Regions from separate parts of the Homo sapiens genome. Here regions 2, 3, 4 and 5 are each linked to region 1. The links are chromatin contacts, found by Hi-C or POLR2A ChIA-PET in ENCODE. All regions are on one chromosome and are shown on one strand. The core of a region is the stretch at or near the end of the contact, and the rest is flanking DNA. Distances in the headings are between cores, read along the strand shown. Region 1 holds the start of RAB33B-AS1 (RAB33B antisense RNA 1). Region 2 holds the start of TMEM184C (transmembrane protein 184C). Region 3 holds the start of SMAD1-AS2 (SMAD1 antisense RNA 2). Region 4 holds the start of MMAA (metabolism of cobalamin associated A). Region 5 holds the start of NR3C2 (nuclear receptor subfamily 3 group C member 2).

Region 1 (2,700 bases), core at 154-2,653:
ACTTTTTTTCTAGTGAACATAACTTGATATATTAGTGACTGTAGAAAGTCTTTCTACAGCAACAGGAATTATATCAAGGCTTTTGCAAATTCCTGGCAACTCCGGGCATGTTTAAGTTCTACTACTCATCTGTTCTGACTATATTTTCATCTGATGGAATAAGCAGTTCATCTCCTTTCCTAGAACTTTTAGTGCTCTACTGTCCCCCTCACTTTAGTTAAGGTCTGCCATGTCCTCCTCTCCGACAGTCCTTGACTTTCCCAATGGCATATTCATCTGCTCAAACAGATGTCACTGCAAAACAAAACAAACTTTTAACAAAAAGCAATGTTTGCATATTTGGGGCCTTTTGTATGACAATATTGCACGTTTCCTCAGAAAAATTCACGGAGATTCTTTAAGGTTGGGGGTTTAATCTATTGATATTTTCCTTAGGTAGACAAAGACAACCTCTAAGTGCGCTCAGTTAATCTTTAACCGCTACATCATCGTCACCCAGGCACTAAGACATAACTAGGGCATAATGAGTTTTATTTCCACCAGGGGCGCCTAGTAACTACCAGGTTCAACGCTCCCAGGTGGCCGACATGTGATGTGCTCTACTGTTTGGGCTGGGGATATTAGCTCAACAAACTCTGGCCACAAGGATCACGCGGATATTCTTGGGGATGCCTAGCGAAATGCGCTGTACCTAGGCCTCGAACTCTCGCCTGCTCTCCGGTGGGCGGTCTCGAACTCCAGCCTGCTCTCCGGCAGCCCACAGCAATGCGCCTGCCAAGACCTTAGGCTGCAAAACTCGCCACGGCCCAGAGCTCGCCTCCAAGTGCGCCCCGCACAGGGCAAGCTTTCGGCGAGGACTCGCGTCCCACCCATCTAGCCCTGGCCGCTGTCCCAACTCCCGCAGTTCACAGAGGCGGCGGCGGTGAGCGCAGCCGATGCCACATCCTCAGCGGCAAGCTGAAGAAACCTGTCTCCTCTCTGGGGCGACCAAACGATACGTCGATGCCGGAACCGACCCGACGCCGGAGCCGTCGGCTCCGTCCTTACCGTTGCTCTCCAGGTACACGCCCCCGTCAAAGGCGGCTCTGCGGCCCTCTCGCGAGAGAGTGCCCGTGGTACCTCCTTCCTCTCAGTTGTCTGTCTCTCCCCGCCCCCGGAGTGATTGCGCGGCTTCCTCCAGAGGGCGGGAACCTTGGACGTGGCGGGGCTGGGTCAGTCAGGGCGCTGGGCCCAGCCTCTCTGCAGGCTGGCCTTCCGCGCTGCCGTGAAGCCCCCGACAGGTCCCACGCCTGCCTAGGTAGACCGGCGCCAGCCCGAGTGACGCCTGGCGTGTGGCCGCGGGCAGGCGGCTCCGTGCGGCGGGGCGGGCGGGTGCCACACCTGTGCGGGCAAGGGCGGGGCGGGAAGGTGCGCAGGCGCGCTCGGGGCTGGTGGGCGGTGGCTCCTGGGAAGTTGCGCAGCCGAACTGGCCGGCTGGGCGCGCGCTCTTGCGGTGGCGTAATCTCTCAGCCTTTCTGTGTCTCCTTTCCTCCGCCTCAGTTTGGGGCGGGTCGGGGGAATGGCTGAGGAGATGGAGTCGTCGCTCGAGGCAAGCTTTTCGTCCAGCGGGGCAGTGTCAGGGGCCTCAGGGTTTTTGCCTCCTGCCCGCTCCCGCATCTTCAAGATAATCGTGATCGGCGACTCCAATGTGGGCAAGACATGCCTGACCTACCGCTTCTGCGCTGGCCGCTTCCCCGACCGCACCGAGGCCACGATAGGGGTGGATTTCCGAGAACGAGCGGTGGAGATTGATGGGGAGCGCATCAAGGTGAGCGGATGGGGAACTGTTGGGGAGGACAGGGTGACAGGTGTCCCAACCCCACCGTGGGCTGGTCGCTGGCCGTGTGCACGGTGTGTGTGCGCTCCATTTTTTTCTCACGCTGATGAGATTGGAGTTGGGGATTGGAAGGATTGCAATACTGCAAACTTCTAAGGCAGCGTTTCTCAGACTTCATTGTGCATGCGATTTACCTGGGGATCTTGTTTTTGAAAATGCAGGCTATGATTTAATAATCTCGCTGATGATGCAGGTGCAGCTAGTCCGTGGACCACACTTTGAGTTCAGGAGTGTAGGGCTTATCTACCGACCCATTTACTGTGTGTGTCGTGTGCTGGGAGTCAGTCAAATATGAACGGAGGAAAAACAGTGAAATTGCGCGAGAATGGAAAATTCATTTAATCAGTAATAGTTATTAAACATTCATTCGAGCAGTGCCTTAGATGTTGTGGAAGTAAAGCCTATTGCCTTTGAGGAAGTACTTAGGTATTCTCTTGCATACAGTTTTGCTGTAGTAGTTTCTTTATGATACTGATTTTAGAAAAATCTATTTTCCTGCAGAAACATTCTATATGTGATAGTTCCTACTCAGGTTGCCAAAAGCATTTCTCATGATGCCACCTCAGACACACGCCCAATTCTTTATTCCCTTTAAGTCGTTATTTTTGGTCCCTGGGACTGGGGACACTGAGTGACAGTAATAGTGGAGAAGGTAGTATAGGCCCCAGGGCAGGTTTGAAGTTCTGAGGGGTTGGAATCTAACAGTGGAATGAGGATCAATGACAAGGCTTAGGCCTCTTGATGGTATAAACCTTAGACACACCTTCATAGCAAGCCACCACTAAATGCCACCTGTTGATGCCACTCCTTAAAACATAGGTGGA
Region 2 (2,700 bases), core at 123-2,622, 8.2 Mb after region 1:
ACCACAACTGGCTAATTTTTTGTATTTTTGGTAGAGACGGAGTTTCACTGTGTTAGCCAGGATAGTCTCGATTTCCTGACCTCATGATCCGCCCACCTCCGCCTCCCAAACTGCTGGGATTACAGGCATGAGCCCCTGCACCCAGCCTTAATTTCCATTTTTAAAGTAAGCTTAGGAAGAACAAACATAAGGCCTATTTTTCCGGTAGAAAGTAGTTTGGGTCAGGTTGTAAAATACAAATGTTAACAACTGAGAAGTAGGCAGTGAAGTCAAGTCCAAACAGACGATACCAAAAAAGGGGCTCATAATATTCCTTAGGTGTCTCTGTGAGACTCCTGGGCTAGGTGTACTCAATGTTACAAGCCTCCTTATCCGTATGGTCATTAGGCGGAAATTCCCCAGGTGGCAGGTACTAGCAGGTCAAATGCTTAAATATAATGCCCTTTGGAGTCACAAAGACCAAGGTTGCTATCTCCACACTACCACTTAACTAGCTCAGTGAGCCTGGGCAAATTTATCAGCCACTTGACTTTTTTATCTGTAAAGTGGAAAAATGCCTACCTCTCAAAATTTTTGTGCAGAACAACTTACATAATGTAGGTAATGAACTTAGTACAGTGCCTGTCCCCCTGAAAATTACAATTACAATATAAAACGCATTTGTATATGTAATTGAGTAGTAGATATTTGTTTACTCTATTGGTTTAGCTAAAGGCTTTAAGCATATGAAACTCCTTTGTCAGATGGAATGTCAACTTTTTAAAACTTAAATGAGTGCAAATTTTTAACACAAGTTCCAAATGTAGAAGGGACATTCCCTATTTGCGGTTAATTCTAAAATGAAGCTACCTTTAGAATGATCCTTCTGTAGGATCCAGAAATAACCAAGCGGCCTAGCCCCTAGATTCTAGCAACTGACAGAAAACTAGGTGGAGGTTTCCCATTCTTCCTTGTCTTCTTACTCCAGCGGGCTTCTGTATCCACTCTAGATTGAATAGGGGATGTTTTGTGTAGAGATGGGCCTTCTCTCTTCCAGTCCAACTCTGAAGTAACCGCCCCTTACCCAAGCTTTCTTTAAACTGGAATAACGCCAGCAGAAGAATGTAGTAGGTGTGCTTCAAGTGTCCTCAAATAATTCCCGCAGCTTCCAGAATCCTTGCAATAGCCCGCTGGACCATCTGCGGCAATTCCACCCACTTCCACGCACCTGCTCTTCTTTCTAACCCCAGTACGCAATCCTGCAGCCCCGCCCCCACAGCTGACCAATCAGAGGGCGCAAAGTGAGTCGGATGGGGCGGGCCCAGTTTGGCGCTGACGACGAATCACCTGCCTCAGACAGCAGGGGCGGAAGCGGAAAAGAGCTGAAAGTCTTGGTTTGGCCTTGGGTTCCGCTGTAGGGGAGGTCCCGTGCGAAAGAATGAGGAGATCCTGGGGCCTTACCTACTAGCGGAATCGACTGAAGAGACGCCTGCCAGTGCGGGAGGTAGGAAGCTCGATCCCCAAAGAAAAGAGCGAGTGGGCAGGCAGCTGCGAGACAGAACCGGAGTGTGCAGGGTCCCTAGAGGCCGGTTCCTGGTCTGTGCTGCTCTCCTGGAAGCCATGGTACAGGCAGAGCTCAGGGCGATCCCCAGGTGAGGGCAGCGGCTCTGCCTGGGATTCCACCGCAGTACAACCGGGTAGATGCGGGGTGGAGAAGAAAGGATGTTGCCTGCACTGCTCGCCAATAGCACCCTGAGAGGCTACATTTGCAGAAGCAGCAGCAGCAGAAGACACAGCGCCGGTCCAGGAGGCGGCTCGAGCTGTTCGTAAAGTCGCCCGACAGCTTTTTCTCCGTAGTATGCGAGTTGACAAAACAGCCAGAGAACAGGGCTCCCCATTACAATCTTTTCGAGATCTTTTCCCTTGCTAACCGGATCTGATTTGTGCGAAAACATGCCTTGCACTTGTACCTGGAGGAACTGGAGACAGTGGATTCGACCTTTAGTAGCGGTCATCTACCTGGTGTCAATAGTGGTTGCGGTTCCCCTATGCGTGTGGGAATTACAGAAACTGGAGGTAAGAGGGTTCTGCACCATCAGCCTGTACACTTTCTTCTACCCATCTATGGTTGGGAAAGAGACACCCTTACCCCATTTCTGCCCTGACAGTCCTGAAAACCATCTAATGTAAACGAGCCTACTCTTAGGATATAAACCTGTCTAATTTCTTGTTCACGGTTCTTCAAGTCATGCTACAGGTGGAGGTGGGACCGGGTCGAGAAAATAGAATATATTAATATAGCTGCTTAGAAGGGCACTGTTTTGCAAGTATTCATCAGTTCCCTGAAAGTAAGGTAATTTTATTGCTGAAATCTGATCTGTTCAGACATTGGACGAAACTAGGTCAAATAAACTACCTTGAAAACCATGTATTGAATTTTATTAGCTTTTAACTAGCTTCTTGAATCAAAGCGTTCTAGTTGTTTTAACTTTGGTGTCTGTTTTTACTGTGGAAATTAGCTCTTACCCAACAAAGGTTTTGCAAAAAGTCCCTTATATATATTTTTTGATGTCATATGCTTATTGTGACATCAGTAATGTACTACAAGCTGGAAAACCCCAAGGTAAATAACTCAGATATAAATATTATATAATGAACTTTAAATTCGGAGTTAATAAAACCCACCAAGTACTTTTACAGAGGAACACCTATTACAAGAAC
Region 3 (2,700 bases), core at 143-2,642, 6.0 Mb after region 1:
GTGGAGCGAGAGAAATATGTTCCAAAACATGAAATACAGCAGGATTTTTGTTTCTTTTTTTTTTTTTAAAGGGATAGTTTTTTCCTCCTGTAGTTGATTCCATTTTCATCTGTGAATTTGATATTTGGATTACCTTTTTTTTTTTTAAACTTGACTGAGGGACTTCAGTATTAGTCAGTACTGGTTTAAAATATAGATATACTACTTACCAGAATATGGTCTGGAGAAAGTTACTTTAACCTCTGAGCCTCAAGTTTATTACTAAAATTGAGATAATGATTTCTACCTTGAAGCATTGGTGTGAGGAGTCAATGTAATAATGTTTGTAAAAACAACCAGTATAATGCTTGTATAAGTTGGTAACTCAAACAATTTCGTTTATTAGCTACTGACGAATCATTCATAACTAGCCACTTACGGAAATCTACCACATTTAGCATTCTTTGTAGTCTAAAATTGCTATTTTAGGATAACTGACTCAAAGAGAATAGTTTTTTCTGAGACAACTACCATAGACTTTCTCCTGGGATAGTCAATAAAATTAAATCTTAAAATGTCTGTGGTCTTCAATCTTTCCTGTGTTTGAGGAGTGAGCATTTGTAGGCCAGGAGTCTTTACAGTGTTTGAGTTGACATGAATGTGAATGGCCTTTATCAGGATGAGCTTATGGGGAGCTGGACATCTTGAAAGGCTACCGTGTCCTGAAGGACAGTATGCCATTACAAGCATGAATTTGGGAATGGGGGTTCAATGGGATTAAGGAATGTTGTACAACTTTTAGAGGAAATGGCAAGAAGATATAGAAAAGCCAACTTTGTTTGTTGAAGTTGGGGACAATAAGAAAACTTTCAATTGCCTTAACTATTCAAGTAATCATCTAATCAGACAAAACAGATGTGACAGCTGCTATTTTATAGGGAATCTCTGTGATTAAGAAAAATTAACCAGGTACTCTATTAGCAGCCTAGATTTGTCAGGATGGAAGGATTTGTGTATGCAGAACAGAACCAGAAAGAACTCTTTTTAAAGAATTTTCTGATATAATGAAGATACGTTAATAGCACACTTGGCACACCTAAAATAAATAAACTACAGTTATATCCTTAGAGACTCTTGTCATTCTGACATCCATAAGTTCCTTGCTTCCTTTTCATCAAGGAGATGCTACTTTTGAAATTGTTTGGCTGAAATTTCACAGCTTCAGTGAACTTACAAGTGGTAAGTAGTAAGCTGGAATTCAGTCTACATGGTATTCCTTTTCTTTTTGATTCCTAAGATTTCTACTCACTTAACACTGTTGAGGGACCAAATTGCATCTCTTGCTGGCATGTCACTTAAGTTATACTGGAGAGACTGGAAGACTTGCTGTCAGTGTCTGCGCTTTAAACGCACAGTGTCTGCGCTTTAAAGGCAATAGTACCTGCATTATTGCATCACTATAAATAGAATTTCACGAACTGAACCTCTCTCCTATCTCCAACCCCCAATTTCTCCAGATTTAGAAAATCAGTCTCCGGCAAAAATAAATTTTCAGTGGGAAAAATGTCAAACTAGCTATTCTGCATCATCAGTCCCATGTTTGGAAGTAGCCAGATCAAGGCTGAATAGTAAGAGGCTCAGTAAGATGGAACTTTACTTGTGGTGTTTGTGATGGTAGGACTCTCCTGCTGCTGTGAACTGAGAGCAGCAGAGTTCTGTGTTCTCTGTGGGTCTCCGTATGGCTTTCTTGTGTAGGAATTTGGTTTAAATACATTTTTCCCCTAAGGACTAAAGCGAAATAGAGTTCATTATAGCCTTTTTAGCAATGAAGTTAAGCGCTGTACTTTATGAAGTACGTTAGCATCAGTAAAGAGCAAGGTTTTATCCATTTTCATTTTTCTTTCTGTTCTAGAGGTTTTTTCCTCCCTTATTTTGCTTAGTGGTGAGTTTTATTTAGCTAAATTTGACTCATTTGAGATTGAGACAAATGTTGAAAGTTGAGGGCTAACTGCTGTTTTAAAACAGGAAAAAGGAATGCAGGCACTTCACCTGTTTCCTCCTCCAATACAAATACAGCAGGTCCTCAGACAACCTCATTTCATTCAATGCCATTTCCTTATAACGTTGATGAGAAAAAACATTCCCAGCCTAGGCCACTGTCTGTGTGGAGTTTGCACATTCTCCCCATGTCTGCTTGGGTTTTCTCTGGCTACTCTAGTTTCCTCCCATATCCCAAAGGTGTGCACGTTAGGTGAATTAGTATGTCTACATTGTCCCCATTGCAGTGCATGTAGGTGTGTGTGTGAGTGCGCCCTGCCATGAAATGGTGTCCTGTCCAGGGGTGGTTCCCACCTTGTGCCCTAAGCTGCTGGGATCGGCTCGGGCCACTGCGACCCTGAATTGGAATAATTGGGTAAATAATTATCTTGTTTCTGTTCATCTTTCTTAAATGTATATATGGCTCACATTTATTTCAGTGTTAATTTTAGAAGTGTTTTGGGTCTCAGAAGTTTGGTAATGTTTTTGTGACCAGAAATGTCCTGAAGGAACTTAACTCTTGTTTATATAAATTAGCTGATGCTAAAATTAATTTTGTTTTACATCGTTTCACTTAGAGCCACAGTTTCCAAGAACCCGTAAGGACTTTACTGTATCTGAAAACCTGGTTAGCTCCTAACTGGAGTAACTGGGTTAAAGAAGCATTTGAACATTATTTGTTGA
Region 4 (2,700 bases), core at 137-2,636, 6.2 Mb after region 1:
CAAACGTAACCCTTACCGAAACAATTGTTCAGATGAGCAACGCCAAGTTTAAAGAAAGGAAGTAAACCGTCTCAAGAACTGTCAATCTGTTTGTGTTCGATAGGCTGAGATTTGAAAGGTTTGATTCTGTGTTCTTTCTACTAGATCCTCGGCTTCATTTAGACTTGTGCTTAATTTTCTGTCATTGGCTATTGAGTCTACAATCAATCTTTGGAGTAAAAGTGGTAGTCTTTTGGTCCAAATAGTAATAATGAAAATGGTGAGACCAGTAATTCATTTTTTATTATTCTGTATTCAGTAAGAATCAACCTGTATCAAATAGCTGAAAAGGCCTGAAGCCTCCCAAATGCATATCATTACACAAATTCTGTGTGAGGACTGACATCTTGGTTTCATATACTAATTATACTGCATGGGCCCCATTTATAACCATATCTACTCGTCATTTGATCCTGGCTACTGCCGATGGATGCTATCTTCATCACATTATAGCAAACATTTGGGTGATTAAGTTTTTCTCAAAAATTCTAGATTAGCATACAACGGCTTTACTACTTATATGTCATCTAAGACGTTTTTTAAGAATTAGTTACTACTACGCCCAACGCAGTGAGGTAGCAAATATTATGCCTGTTTATTTTCATCTCCATTTCAGGCTTGCGCGCCTTTCCCCCCTCGGGACTTCCCGAGGACACCCCTGCAGCAGTGAGCCCGAGTCCTGGCTTTGGCTGCATGTTAAGAAATATTAATCAAAATGAATGCGTGCCCTTTAAGAGAAAAAAACTGTGGGTCCTTCAGCCTTTAAAAACCATGCCGTGGTTTAAAAACTTAAAACTATATTTCGGCAGAACGCTGAGCATTTCTTCAAATCACTCTGAGAAGCTTGAGTGTCTTTAATTTCACCGGTCTGTCAAACGTAACGCGTCTCTCCCTCACCCCACATTTTAAGTTTCCAAGGAGCGGAAGAAGGGCCTCCGGGGGTCCCGGCCGCCGCAGGCTGCTGGGGGTGAGGACACGACTCGGCCTCCGTCCGACTCGAGGGTGTCGCGAAGGCCAGGAGGGAACGAAAGTTACCCTCGAACTTCGGAGGCGAAAGATTTCATGTGGATCTTAAAAAGGGCAAAACCTACCCCAAAGGCCGTAAACCGCCCTCCCCTCCCCCGCCAGAGAACTTCCCGGCGCAGAGCTTCCGCAGCCTGCTGCAGGCCGGGAGACCTTCACGCTCACTCGCTCTCCGCCACACGCCGGAACTGCGCGGCCACGTCCACGGGGACCCTGGCCATGCCCCGCACCGCCACCCAGCCCCAGGCGATCCCCGGGCCCCACGCGCCTGCAGTCGGCGCTGCGCCTGCGTGGGAGGATCCGGCGGAAGGGGCGGGGTCAGGTGGCACTTCCGTGGCTTCGGGCGGGTGAGTATGGGGAGTGCGCGCGGCGTCCAGGAGTCGGGACTGGGCTCCCGCCTACGGCCGCCCTCCCGCCGGGGGGCCAGCGCGGTCCTCCGGGGCGCCCCCTGGAGGATTTGGGGTGGGGGAAGGAAAAGGAGAGTATTATCGAATATTCTCCTAATATTGATGTTCGGGGTGCGGATATGTGTGGACAGGCAGGAGTCGGCAAATGGGTTCAAATGGAAGCTTTAACAAAGAAAGGCCCTGTACGTAAACAGTGTTTTAAAATTCTCATCTTGGTTAGGTTTCTCAGGTTATCTCTGAGCCACAGCAAGGCAGCTTTGTTAAGGTGGCTCTTCCCTTGTCGCTGCCAAACCCGGTAAATGGTTAACCTGAGGCCGCGTCAGAGAAAGCCACTATGACTCCTACCAAAGAGTGAAATTGAAACTCTTTTCTGGGAAATCAAATCCAGGATATAAAAGTTGGATTCAAACTAAAAGTTACAAACAGTATCTAGGTTCCGTCACATGGCGTGCCGGGCAGGGTCTAAATCTCTTTCAGCAGAGGGCATGCTGTCTTCATATGTATTTCTCATTAGAAAATGAAAGACGACCTAAACCAAAATAATATAAAAATTTTTTATTATCTGTCTTAAGAGTTGTACCCTAATCCATATGTTTAGAAAACATAAACTAATAAAACTTTTCCAACTTGGTAGAAAGCCAAAAGTTTCCAGAAAAACTGTGTGGATTATTCAGCATTTTGCTGTTGTCTACAATGTTCAGAATATTCTTTTACAATAATTTTGCACTAAATACCGGTTTGTGTTCAGGGTAACAAGAGGTTTTTAAAAAGTCAAAGACAAGGACAGGTTTTTTAAGGGCTGTATTCTATTAGGAGAGACAAAACAAGCATGAAAAGTTACATATCCATAAGAAATGTAAATCACCATTTGAGATATTTGAAGATGTCAAAAGAAAACCTTTATTTAGAATGGAAAGAGCTGGTGAATGCTCGAAACATTTACCATTTAGCTGATTGTTGCCATGTGGGAATGGGGGTCTCTCAAACGCAGATCCGATTTTCTCCAACACAGGCCAAAGATCTGTATTTTTACGTATTTTTTCTTGATTTTTAATGTTACTTGCAACCAATTTAGTTAACACACACCTTCTGTGGGTGGGCCAGGTGCAACTAGTTTGTGACCTCTGCAGATTTTCACCTTAGTACAGTCCTACACTTACACAATGGTTCAGTTAAAGATTTTTTGACTTTACAGTGGGTTTATCCAGACACAGACCCGATTGTAAGATGA
Region 5 (2,700 bases), core at 182-2,681, 9.0 Mb after region 1:
GCATAGTTGTAAAAGTTCACTATATGTAACTATTTTTTGTCATTCCCCACTACATAACTATTATGTTCCTCTCTTTTATAGATGAGGTAAATGATAGAAATCTGCCCAAGGTCACCTGAGAGAGCGGGAGAACCAGTTAGAACTGAGCACACCTGATTTCTATTCACTCACCTAATTTACCGAGCCACCTGATCTTTCCAAAAATCGCCAAACAAAACTATGCCTCCCTTAAAGGAAAAAGCTCCACTTTAAATTATTTTTTAAAACTTCTCCTCTCAAGCTTTTCCATGATAGCTGCCACGATGTCAAACATAAAATTTAAACTTCACAGCAGGACTTCACAGATGGAGAATGCTGTTATCATTACTATGTAAATATCATCAATAACAGCACCTAGAGAAATGGCAATACAAAATGTTAGGAAGCAATTTGGTGCCTTTAAAATTCGGCGGTTTCAAAAGCTCGTCTGCTATCAAAAGTTTTCCTAACTCCTATGTCATAATAAATAATTAAAACTGATGGTGCCATAAACCATTATTATTTAAACCTGGTCTTTTTAAATTGAGTAGGCAAAGCCACGCACCTAAAATTCAGTAGCAGAGTAAGGATGCCACCAAAAGAAGCTTCGTCCCCTTCTCCCTTGCCCTTAAAATTCCAACTGATGCCATAGGAAGCGTAGCCTGTCTCAAGAGTTTCGCGAATGCTAGCGAACGGGAAATGCACGAATTTCCAGAGCCCCTTTTATACAGGATCTATTAGGATCTATATCTCCTTCAACTGCCCTTATGCGCTACACCTCCGGCTGAGATTTGGGAGCGTCCGCAATTGATAAAGGAAAGAAATATTATTCAAACGTCCTTTAAAAATTGTACAGGGAAAATGATCCGAAATTCATCTTTGGGTAAAGGGAAGGGTGGTAGACCTCCCACTGCCAAAGGCAGTTAAAAGCTGCTAGTTAGAGGGCATTTATCCAAAGTGGCCAAACTTTCCCAAAATAGTCCTCTGGCGGCCAAAGGGGGAGAAAAGTGGAAAACCAAAACAAAACAACAAGCACACAGCACCATACTGACTGTGCCTCCGGATTACGCAGCCACTTCTCCCTGCAAAGTGCACGCTCCCGCGCCGCGGCCGCACGCCGAGCACGGCAAGCGGTGCCCCGCCGCGCGCCCCTACACACCTGCCTCGGCCGGGGTCCGTCTCTCGCCGTCTACCTGTTGCAGCGCTTGCCACCGCCACGAAACCCCTGCTGCGGAGCCCCCCTAAATCCAACCACATCCAGGCCAGCGAGTGCCGCTCTCCCTGCAGCGGGAGAGCCCGAGGCAGCAACGCTCTTGCACCCAGGTGACTGACTGCACGGGCTTCCTCTGAGCAGCCTGAAGTTGGCTCCCGTCTCCCGGGCCCAATGACACCCCGGGCGCGGAGGGGCTGAGAGGAGGGGGCAGGGGCAGGGGCAGGGCCAGGGCGGGCAAAAAAGGGAGGGAGAGAGGGCGGGCGAAAGCCCGGAGGGGGAGTGGGCCAGCTGGAGGGCTGGCCCTTTTAAAAGCGGGTCACATGTCCAGATAAAGTTCAGGTTGCTATCCCGCCCCCCTGAACCCTTCCTATTGGCCCGAAGAGAAGCAAGGCTCCACGCCGCACGGGTCAGGCGGGCTTCTTATTGGACAATCCAGGCTGTCAGTCACCAGGCGGGCGACATGACTGATACAAAGTTGCTGCGACACAGCCTGGACTCGGCAGCTTCCTTAAAGCCGCAGCCGCGGCGGGAGCTTGGGGTGCCGGGCGGTGGCTACATCAGGCGGCCTCCGCACGCTGCCCCCACCCCCATCGCTCGGCCGCCCCAAACTTGCTTACGTCCACCCTGCTCTCCTTCTGACCGACCCCAGGATATCTGGAGAGATGTGAAAAGTGTGCTGACGCGGAAGAAGTCGGTTTTTCCGCGAGCAAAGTGTCGTCCCCTCACGCTCTCCACCTGCAGCTCCAGGTGAGCTGCAGCCCAGACCCTGGCGCCGCCCAACAGCGTCCGCGCGCGGGGAGGACTCTGGGTGGGCTTCACCCGACCCTCGAGGTTCCTCTCCCAGCCCCTTTCCACTGTCTCCAGAGTTACCTCTCAGCAGAGCAGCAGCAGCCTTCGCTGCCAGCGAGCAAGACGATCACGTTCACTCGATTTGAATTTAGTTGTTTTAACCGTGCTGGAAAAACCCTTTAAACACAGCTTTCCTCCCATCCCTTAGACCCCTAACACCAAAAAAAAAAAAAAAAAAAAAAAAAAAAAAAAGAGAGAGAGAGAAAGATAAATGAAAGAAGTGGCAGGGTCAAGAGCTGCTCCTCTACTTCCTTATAATTTTGTCACTGTACTTACTACTTTAGTATTGGATTTTTCCACTAGTTCAATTTGAAAGCAAGCTTACCATCGAGGATATTCACGTTATAATGGGTGGAGGGGGTGGGTCACATAAGTGGGAGAAACAGACAGGAGGGGGGAAGGAACCAAACTGTTTTCTAAGGATCGGTTGTCTGCATGAAGAAATTTCGGTTTCCCTCCAACCGCCCCCTCCTCGATTCTCCTCCCGCCCACCCAAATGCTGCAGTTACTAAGCAAAAGGATGGGGTTCCTAACTTTGATTTCTAAGGACTTTTAGGCTTCTCATGTAAGGCCCCGTTTTAGGCTCCCCGCTGGCCCGGAGTCAGCATCAGTGACGTATA

Evidence for each region. A loop is a pair of places that touch in the nucleus more often than their neighbours do. ChIA-PET counts read pairs that join two places held with the same protein, here RNA polymerase II (POLR2A). Pooled maps may share reads with other maps.
Region 2: a map of CD8-positive, alpha-beta T cell shows a loop between it and region 1 (22-fold over the local background). The contact joins the promoter of TMEM184C here to the promoter of RAB33B-AS1 in region 1. A Hi-C loop is called at or near these places in 3 of 168 maps with a recorded cell type or tissue (CD8-positive, alpha-beta T cell and naive thymus-derived CD4-positive, alpha-beta T cell) and 7 of 50 pooled maps. POLR2A ChIA-PET finds 5 or more read pairs at or near these places in 1 of 52 experiments (activated T-cell).
Region 3: a loop to region 1 is called in a map with no recorded cell type, with 9 times the contacts of the local background. The contact joins the promoter of SMAD1-AS2 here to the promoter of RAB33B-AS1 in region 1. A Hi-C loop is called at or near these places in 2 of 37 single-sample maps with no recorded cell type and 1 of 50 pooled maps.
Region 4: a loop to region 1 is called in a map of CD8-positive, alpha-beta T cell, with 16 times the contacts of the local background. The contact joins the promoter of MMAA here to the promoter of RAB33B-AS1 in region 1. A Hi-C loop is called at or near these places in 2 of 168 maps with a recorded cell type or tissue (CD4-positive, alpha-beta T cell and CD8-positive, alpha-beta T cell) and 8 of 50 pooled maps.
Region 5: a loop to region 1 is called in a map of naive thymus-derived CD4-positive, alpha-beta T cell, with 13 times the contacts of the local background. The contact joins the promoter of NR3C2 here to the promoter of RAB33B-AS1 in region 1. A Hi-C loop is called at or near these places in 1 of 168 maps with a recorded cell type or tissue (naive thymus-derived CD4-positive, alpha-beta T cell) and 5 of 50 pooled maps. POLR2A ChIA-PET finds 5 or more read pairs at or near these places in 1 of 52 experiments (activated B cell).

The regions. Positions count from the first base shown.
Region 1 is chr4:139,452,638-139,455,337 of GRCh38, forward strand. RAB33B-AS1 (RAB33B antisense RNA 1) reads right to left here and starts at 1,404. Exons shown (of 1, transcript NR_159964.1): 1 at 1-1,404. It overlaps RAB33B (RAB33B, member RAS oncogene family), which reads left to right and starts at 1,484. Exons shown (of 2, transcript NM_031296.3): 1 at 1,484-1,807. The coding sequence starts at 1,559. RefSeq lists enhancers at 772-1,111, 1,732-1,781 and a silencer at 1,182-1,511.
Region 2 is chr4:147,616,025-147,618,724 of GRCh38, forward strand. TMEM184C (transmembrane protein 184C) reads left to right here and starts at 1,373. Exons shown (of 10, transcript NM_018241.3): 1 at 1,373-2,055. The coding sequence starts at 1,933. TMEM184C-DT (TMEM184C divergent transcript) reads right to left here and starts at 1,221. Exons shown (of 2, transcript NR_186679.1): 1 at 1,064-1,221. RefSeq lists enhancers at 1,593-1,712, 1,743-1,792.
Region 3 is chr4:145,501,588-145,504,287 of GRCh38, forward strand. SMAD1-AS2 (SMAD1 antisense RNA 2) reads right to left here and starts at 1,393. Exons shown (of 2, transcript NR_108077.1): 1 at 1,289-1,393. The region is part of intron 1 of SMAD1 (SMAD family member 1); the gene reads left to right.
Region 4 is chr4:145,617,999-145,620,698 of GRCh38, forward strand. MMAA (metabolism of cobalamin associated A) reads left to right here and starts at 1,387. Exons shown (of 7, transcript NM_172250.3): 1 at 1,387-1,409. RefSeq lists silencers at 1,216-1,655, 1,686-1,755.
Region 5 is chr4:148,440,983-148,443,682 of GRCh38, forward strand. It overlaps NR3C2 (nuclear receptor subfamily 3 group C member 2), which reads right to left and starts at 1,432. Exons shown (of 9, transcript NM_000901.5): 1 at 1,178-1,432. RefSeq lists a silencer at 1,340-1,629.